Regions from separate parts of the Homo sapiens genome. Here region 2 is linked to region 1. A link is an interaction called in ENCODE POLR2A ChIA-PET data of the cell type or tissue named here. Cell type or tissue: Panc1. All regions are shown on one strand. Links, peaks and the distances in the headings refer to the core of each region. The heading gives the core; the rest is flanking DNA.

The links. Peaks named below come from ENCODE experiments on the same cell type or tissue, not always from the same donor. Only the 100,000 strongest peaks of a DNase experiment are listed, where the experiment ranks them.
Region 2: POLR2A ChIA-PET joins it to region 1 with 6 read pairs; 7 of 35 experiments call an interaction of 5 or more read pairs at or near these places.

The regions. Positions count from the first base shown.
Region 1 is chr11:1,380,800-1,385,188 of GRCh38, forward strand. No RefSeq gene overlaps it. Among named protein-coding and RNA genes, the nearest start is that of BRSK2, 6.9 kb to the right of the region's middle. RefSeq lists silencers at 2,199-2,648, 3,344-3,517. In Panc1, for the core only: no CTCF peak of the experiment used is centred there; no DNase peak of the experiment used is centred there; H3K4me3 peaks cover 1,175 bases; H3K27ac peaks cover 1,730 bases.
Region 2 is chr11:1,328,762-1,333,150 of GRCh38, forward strand. No RefSeq gene overlaps it. Among named protein-coding and RNA genes, the nearest start is that of LINC02689, 19 kb to the right of the region's middle. In Panc1, for the core only: no CTCF peak of the experiment used is centred there; no DNase peak of the experiment used is centred there.

The DNA of each region.
Region 1 (4,389 bases), core at 146-4,145:
AATACAAATCACTGAATTGAGCCATTTAAATTGGTGAATGGTCTGGGCGCGGTGGCTCATGCCTGTAATCCCAGCACTTTGGGAGGCTGAGATGGGTGGATCACCTGAGATCAGGCGTTCAAGACCAGCCTGGCCAACATTGCAACACGCTGTCTCTACTAAAAAGGCAAAAATTAGCGCACGCCTGCAATCCCAGCTACTCGGGAGGCTGAGGCAGGATAGTCGCATGAACCCAGGAGGCAGAGGTTGCAGTGAGCCCAGATCGCACCACTGCACTCCAGCCTGGGTGACAGAGGGAGACTCCGTCTCAAAAAAAAAAAAAAAAAAAAAAAAAAAAAAGAAAGATGTACATCTGTCGTTGCCTGAAATTGCAGGGGCAGGGAGTGGGGAGTGTGTTTAATGGATGTGGGTTTTTGGGGGGGATAATGAACATGTTACAAAATTGATTGTGGTGATGGCTGCACAGTTCTGTAAATACACTAAAAAATACACATCACTGAATTGTGCAGTGTGAATTGGTGAATTGTATGATACGTGAATTATATTTTAATAAAGCCGTTAAACATTTTTAACGGAAAGGAGGATGTTACAAACATCACATTTAGCAGAAGACAGCTGGCAGACACAGAGCTAGAGGTGAACTAGTGGTTTGCTCTAGGTGGTGGGACCAGAGGTGATTTTTATTGTCTTTTCATTTGGCTACATTTTTCAAAATTTCTTCAATACCCATACATGTATTTGTCAATTTAGAGCCACATAGCATCACTTTCTCAACTGTCTTTTCAGACACATTGGTCCCACCCTCCTGTCTAAATCTTGGCTATCAGCTCATCCTGCTGCCTCTCCCTCCCCATTCCTGGCTTCTCTCAACAGGAAGAGGAGCAGGGGCCTCTGCGTCAAAGGCCGGCTTTGGGTAAGTCAGGTCACCACTCTGACCCTCAGAATCCTCTTCCCCACTGCGGGAGCTGTACCTTGCTTCCATGACACTCTGTCCCCTGCTTTCCTCCCGCTGCTCTGCTCCTTCTCTCCCGGGGCCTTCCCTTACTGCACCATCCCTCCGTGTCGCCCTCCCCACCCTCTGGCCTGTCTTCTCACTCTGCAAGCCCTCCTTGGGTGTCTGGCTCCTGGGTGGGCAACGCTTACCTCTGTGTGCTGGTGACCTGCAGAGCTTCCAGGACAATGTGTGCAGTGTGGAGCTGACCCCCCTGCCACCCCCAGCAAGGGCCACCTGGGCACTGCCCTTCCCAGGCTTCCCTCCTTGTCCCTCAGTGGGGGCCATCGTGGGGGTCTGAGCACACATGCTCGGCAGATGCTGGATCTGTGCTGGGCTTCTGAGCATCAGAGGCCTCAGTGTGCCCCTCCAGGCTTCCTGGTCACCTCCATTGGGTGCAGCAGGAAGCCCCCGGGCTGGGGCAGGGACAGGAGCTCAGATGGAGACAGGAGGTTCAACAGCTAATGTCCCCACTGTGACAGGCTCTGCTTTCCACCAGTGTGGCTGGGAGCACCTGGTGGTGGGGACACCCAGAGGGGCCTGGGTGGGAGACCCCCGCACCTGCTCCCACCTGCACACTGACCTCCCGCCTGTCTCTATGGGGGACTCTGGCCACCTATGTACAACAGAGGGGGAATTAGACTGTGGCCACCCTCTCCAGAACTGCACCCCGTTCCTTTCTGCAGCAGGACGGGCTGGCCAAGAGCAACCGATTGTCGAGATAAGAGGCCGATAGCTGTCGGGCACGGAGCTGGTGGGCGCCAGGCTGGCGGGGCGTGGGGCAAGCCTCCGGGAAGCGACTGATGAGAGAGCAGCGGGAGGACCAGAGGTGATGACGAAGGCAGGGCGGGAGTGGGACGGGGGCCGCACAACAGAGACCCTAACCTGAGCCCGCTGACCCAGCCGTCTGACCCCTGTCCAGGGACAGGTGGGTGCGGGGTGTGAGCAGAGAGGACGGAGGCAGGTGTGGCTGTGGGCAGGGTGGCTTCTCTAAGGTCCCCCGTGGTAGTGGGGGATCTTTTTGTAGGACGGAGTCATGGGCAGCCTGGGCCAGCCAGGGAGGCCCTGCCAGTGGGGAAGGAGGTGGCTGCTCCTACGGCTGGGCCAGAGGTGTCCCTGATGTCCGTGGATGGTCCTGGCAACCAAGAAAGCGGCTGCTCTTCCTCCTCCACACAGCCACCTTGGTGAGGGAGACGGGGCGGGTCAGGGACGGGGCGGGCGCAGGAAGCCCAGCTCTCAGGCGGTGAAGGGGGCGGGTCCAGGAGGGGGTGTGAGGCTGGCTGGGAGGCCCCGGGAATGCGCGCGACGGCAGGCCGTCTGCCCACCCGTGCCACCTGCCCTCCCCCCACGGGCCCTCGGCCCAGCTCCTGGTGGCCGTGAGCTTGTCCCGCAGCTCGGAGATGCTGCTTAGCGGGGCGCCTCGTCATTGGTCGTGCGCCTGCTCAGTCTGGGGCAGGGGCTGGGACAGCGTCTTTAATCCCCGGTGCCGGTGCGGGGATCAGGGCAACGTGGAGTGAGACAGCGAAGGGATGGCGCCGTGAGCCCTCAGCGCGGGGAGACACACGCCGGGCCGGGGCGCCAGGAGCGGGGGTGGCGGGGAGGGGAGGGAGGGAAGGCTGGTGACGTCAGTGGTTCCAGTTCCGCAGCAGCGGAGGCCGCGGCCGGGGACGTGAGACACCAGCTGACGCCCGGAGCCTCACAACCTCTGCACACACATTCTCCTGAGGGCCGGTGCCTGGAAACAAAGGCCACCCCCGCCGGCCGGAAACTTCTAGGCTGGCAATGGAGATGGGACATCTGGTGACCCCCTCTGTATCCTCCTCTCCCTTGGGGTCCTCCAGGAAGGGCTGCGTGATCAATGACCCACTTTTTTGTTTTGTTTTTGAGATGGCCTCTTGTTCTGTCTCCCAGGCTGGGGTGCAGTGGTGTGACCTAGGTTCACTGCAACCTCCACCTCCCGGGTTCAAGCGATTCTCCTGCCCCAGCCTCCCTCGTAGCTGGGACTGCAGGTGCGTGCCACCGCGCCCGGCTAATTTTTTTTTTTTTTTTTGAGACGGGGCCTCCCTCTGTCGCCCAGGCTGGAGTGCAGTGGCGCTATCTCAGCTCACTGTAAACTCCACCTCCTGGGTTCATGCCATTCTCCTCCCGAGTAGCTGGGACTACAGGTGCCCTCCACCACGCCTGGCTAATTTTTTTTTTTTTTTTTGTATTTTGTTTTTTTAGTAGAGACGGGGTTTCACCGTGTTAGCCAGGTGAAACCCGGCCAGGTCTTGATCTCCTGACCTCGTGATTCGCCCACCTCAGCCTCCCAAAGTGCTGGGATTACAGGCATGAGCCGCCGTGCCAGGCCAATTTTTGTATTTTTAATAAAGTCGGGGTTTCACCATGTTGGCCAGGCTGGTCTTGAACTCCTGACCTCAGGTGATCTGCCTGCCTTGGCCTCCCACAGTGCTGGGATTACAGGCATGAGCCACTGCCCCCAGCCTCAATGACCCACTTGTCCACTGGCCTGCACTTACATCCTCAGGCAGCTGGAGCCGCCTCCTGCAGGAAGCCCTCCCCCTGCCACCCACCCACCCACCCACCCAAAGGCGGGGCTTCCCCTTGGGTTGCCATGGACCTTGTGGCCGGCAGGGCACCCGGTGCACCCAGGTGTGTCTCCCCGCGTGGCCCACAGGCTCTTCTGGGTGGAGCTCAGAAGAGCCTCTGCGCAGCTTTACTGAAGTAAGATTGTACGTATATGATTCGATGAGTTTAGCAAACAAGCCAGCCGTCAGGATGTGCAAGAATTCCTATCGCCCTGGACCCACAGCCACCCCTCTGCCTTCTGTAGCTACAGTTTTGCCTTTTCCATAATATCATAGAAATAGAATCATACAGCACATGGCTTTCTGAGGCCAGATTCTTTCACTTGGCCTAATGTGTTTGAGATTTGCCCACATCTCAGCCACGCTTCCTGGCCCGCTGTGGTCACGGCTGAGTCGCGTTCCCCGTGTGGGTGCACCACAGCCTGTCTGTCCAGTCATCACCCAAGGACAACGGGGTTCTTTCCACTTCTTGGCTGTTACTAATAAAGTGGCTATGAACATTTGCATGCAAGTTGTGTGTGGCCGTAAGTTTTCTTTTTCTTGGGAAAATAGCTGTAAGAGGGATTGTTGGATCGTATGGTAACGGTGTGTCTAATTTTATAAGAAACTGACAGACTGGTTCCCAAAGCATCATTTTGCACTCCCATCTGCAACGTCTGAGAGTTCGAGGTGCTTTGTGTCGTCTAAATTTCCGTCATCATTTTTTTGAGGCAGGGTCTCACTCTGTTGCCCAGGCTGGAGCGTAGTGGCTCTATGGTGGCTCACTGAAGCCTCCATCTCTCCAGTTCAAGCAATTCTCCCACCTCAGCC
Region 2 (4,389 bases), core at 236-4,235, 52 kb before region 1:
AGGAAATACTTTCCAACTCATTCCATAAGGCTATAGCATATGCTGGTACTATCATCAGACAAATACATGGTAAGAAAAGAAAAGAGCAAACCAACAGCCTTCACAAACCCACAAGCAAAATTCTCAACAAAAATTCGAGCAAAATGAATTTATCAGTGTATAGTAAGGATAATACATCATGACAAAGTGGCATTTATTTCAGGAATGCAAGAGTGGTTTAACACTTGCAAATTATCCTGCAAAGTAATTTACCACGTTAATAGAAAAACCAGATGATCATCGGAATAGAGGCGGAAAAAGCATTTGACAAAATCCAAAATCCATTCCAGATATTAGCTTTCTGCAAAATAGGAATAGAAGGGAATTCCCTCAATCTGATAAAGGGCATCTGCAAAAAAACATACAGCTGGCATTGTACCCAATAGTGAAAGAAGGAATGCTTTCCCCTAAGATCAGGAACAAGGCAGGGATGTCCACTTTAATTACTTCTACTAAAAATTGCAATGCAGGCTGGAAACAGGCCAATCAGGCAAGAAAAAGGAAAAAAAAGTGCCCAATTGAAAAATAAGTAAAACTGTTTTCATTCACAGACAAATGATTGCCTATGTAGAAAATCCTACAAAATCTGTAGAATGCAGTAGCTACTAGAAGTAATTAGTGAGTTTAGCAAGTTTGCATACTTTAAGGGAAGTAAAAAAAAATCTGTTGTATTTCTACAGTAATAAACAATCATACATTAAATAAAAAGCAATTCTATTAACAGTAACATCAAAAACTTAAATACTTAGAAATAAATCTGACAAAAATGTGCAAAACTTATATATTGAAAATTGTAGGCTGGGAGTGGTGGTTCACGACTGTAATCCCAGCACTTTGGGAGGCAGAGGTGGGCAGATCACCTGAGCTCAGGAGTTTGAGACCACCCAGGGCAACGTGGTGAAACCCTGTCTCTATTAAAATACAAAAAAATTAGCCAGGCATGGTGGCACATGCCTGCAATCCCAGCTACTCAGGAGGCTGAGGCACAAGAGTCCCTTGAGCCCCAGAGGCGGAGGTTTCAGTGAGCCAAGATGGCACCACTGCACTCCAGCCTGGGCGACAGACCAAGACTCCGTCTCAAAAAAAAAAAAAATTTTTTTTACAAAATATGGCTGAGGGATTAAAGAATAGCTAAATAAATGGAAAGATACATTTTGTTCATGTTAAGACTCAATATCTTTAAGATGTTAATTCTCCCCTTATTGGTCTAGAGAGTCAATACAACTCCAACCAAAATCCCAGTGGCTCTTTTTAAGGGATTGATAAATTGTTGCTGAAATTCATATGAAAATGCAACAGATCTAGAAAATCCAAAACAACTTTGAAAAAGAAGAATGGCCAGGTGCGGTGGCTCACACCTGTAATCCCAGCACTTTGGGAGGCCAAAGCAGGTGGATCACCTGAGGTCAGGAGTTCGAGACCAGTCTGGCCAACATGGTGAAACTCCATCTGCACTAAAAAATACAAAAAAATTAGCCAGGCATGGTGGCGTGTGCCTGTAATCCCAGCTACTTGGGAGGCTGAAGCAAGGGAATTGCTTGAACCAGGGAGTTGGAGGTTGCCGTGAGCTGAGATCGCGCCATTGCACTCCAGCCTGGGTGACAGAGTGAGACTCTGTCTCAAAAAAAAAAAAAAGAAAAAAGAAAAAGAAGGATACAATTGGAAGAGTTATGCTAATTTATTTCAAGAGATATTATAAAATTACAGTCATCAAGCCACTGTGGCACTGATGATGTCAATATCAACAGTAGGTCGGCAGGACAACATAGAGGACAGAAACCGATTCACAGATACGTGGTTAATTGTGGTTAAAAAATGCATAGCATAAAATGTACCACCTTAATCATTTTTTCTGAGACACAGTCTTACTCTGTTACCTAGGCTGGAGTGTGGTGGCATGATCATGGCTCACTGCAGCCTCAACTTCCTGGGCTCACGTGATCCTCCCACTTCTGCCTCCCGAGTAGGTGGAACCACTGTGCTTGGCTAACTGTTTTTTTTTTTTTTCTTTTTTCTTTTAGTAAGACACGATGTCTCACTATGATGCTCAGGCTGGTCTTGAACTCCTGGGCTCAAGTGATCTTCCTGCCTCGGCCTCCCAAAGTGGTGTGAGCTACTGCACCAGGCCTTAATCATGTTTAAGCGTATATTTAAGTAGTGTTAAATATATTCACAATGTTGTGCAACCAATCTCCAAAACTTTTTCATCTTGCAAAGCTGAAACTCTGTACCATTAAACAACAACTCCCCATTTTCCCTCCCCTAGTCGCTGGTAACCGGCATTCTACTCTCTGTTCATATGAATTTGACCACTTAGAAAACCTCATGTTAGTGGAGTCAGATAGTATTTGTCTTTTAGTGACTGACTCATTTTATGAAGATGAACCCCTAGATTCATTCACGCTGCAACATGTGTGAGAATTTCCTTCCTTTTTAAGGCTGAATTATGTCCCACTGTAAGCATGTTTCACATTTATTTTTCTGCTCACCAGACGATGGACATTTGGGTTGGTTTAACCTCTTGGCTATTGTGAATAATTCTTGATGAATTAATTTTTAACAAAAGAGTCAAGACAATTCAGCTGAGAAAAGATGGTCTTTTCAACAAATGGTGCTATGACAATTGTATATCCACATGCAAAACCATAACTTTGATCAGTATTTCACATCATGAAAAAAATTAACTGAAAATTAATCATAGATCTAGGTATAAAAGTAAAAATATAAATATTAGTGAAGAAAACAGTAGAAAATCTTTGTACTCTCAAAGTAAAGATTTTCTAGATACAATAGGAAAAGCACAATCTATATGAGAAAAAAGAATAAATCGTACTTCATTAAGTAGAATAAACTTTTGTTCTTCTAAAGATGCTAAAAGAATAAAAAGGCAAGCCATAGACCAACAAAATATTTGCAAATTGTATATCCAATAAAGGATGTGTAAGTAGAATATATCAAGAACTCTTTAAACTCAACAGCAGGAAAACCAACAACCCAACTAAAAATGGGCAAAAGATTGGAACACACACTTCAAGGAAGACATAGAAGTGGCAAAGAGGTTGAGAGTGGTGGCTCATGGCTGTAATTCCAGCACTTTGGAAGGCTGAGGCAGGTGGATCACCTGAGGTCAGGAGTTTGAGATGAGCCTGACCAACATGGTGAAACCCTGTCTCTACTAAAAATACAAAAAAAAATTAGCCAGGTGTGGTGGCGGGCACCTGTAATCCCAGCTACTCAGGAGGCTGAGGCAGAAGAATTGCTTGAAACTAGGAGGTGGAGATTGCAGTGAGCCGAGATCACGCCACTGCACTCCAGCCTGGGCGACAGAGTGAGACTCTATCTCAAAAAAAAAAAAAAAAAAGTGGCAAAGAAGCACCTGAAAGCACTCTCAGCACGTCCATCATCAGAGAAATGCAAACTAAAAGCACAGCAAGCTGCCACTGCATGCCTATTCCAGCACTACATTAAAAACAATGGCTATACCAATGGCTGCTGGGGACATGGAGGAACTGGATCTCCCATCACTGACGCTGGGAAAGCAAAATGGTGCAGCTGCTTTGGAAGACAGTTTTGTAGTTTCTGAAAAAGTTTTGTATTCTTGTTACTGAGTTTCTGAAAAGGTTAACACACACCTGCTGTATGATTCCTCTCCTAGGCCTTTCACTGGGAAGTATGAAACTGCCTGTCCCTATGAAGGATGCCCATGGCTGCTTTATCTGTAATGGTCTCAGACTGGGAACAACCCCAATGTCCATCGATGTGGAAACAGATAATCCGTGTTATATCCAACCAGTGGAGGTCCAATCAGTCATGAAAAGGAGTGAATTATTCGCACACACAACATGAAAGAATCTCAAAGAAGCAGGCACAACATGACAGAGTAAACACTGTAAGAGATTCCATGTGTTCAAAACGTAAGGAGATATAAACTGACCTATCGTGTTAGTTGGTTCTTGCATTGCTCTAAAGAAATATCTGAGACTGGGTAATTTATTTAAAAAAAAAAAGGGAGGGCTTAATTGTAGGCTGTACAGGAAGCATGGTGGCTTCTGCTTCTAGGGAGGCCTCAGGAAACTTACAATCATGGCGGAAGGCAAAGGGGGACCTGGCAGGTCAGGTCACGTGGCTAGAGCAGGAGCAAGAGGGGGGAGGGGAGGTGCCACACACTTTTAAACAAGTAGATCTCATGAGAACTCACTATGACGATGAGAGTTCCCAGTGGGGATGGTGCCAAACCATGAGAAACCACTCCCACGATCTAATCACCTCCCACCAGGCCCCACCTCCAGCATTGGGGATTACAATTTGACATGAGATTTGGGTGGGGACACAGATCCAAACTATATCACC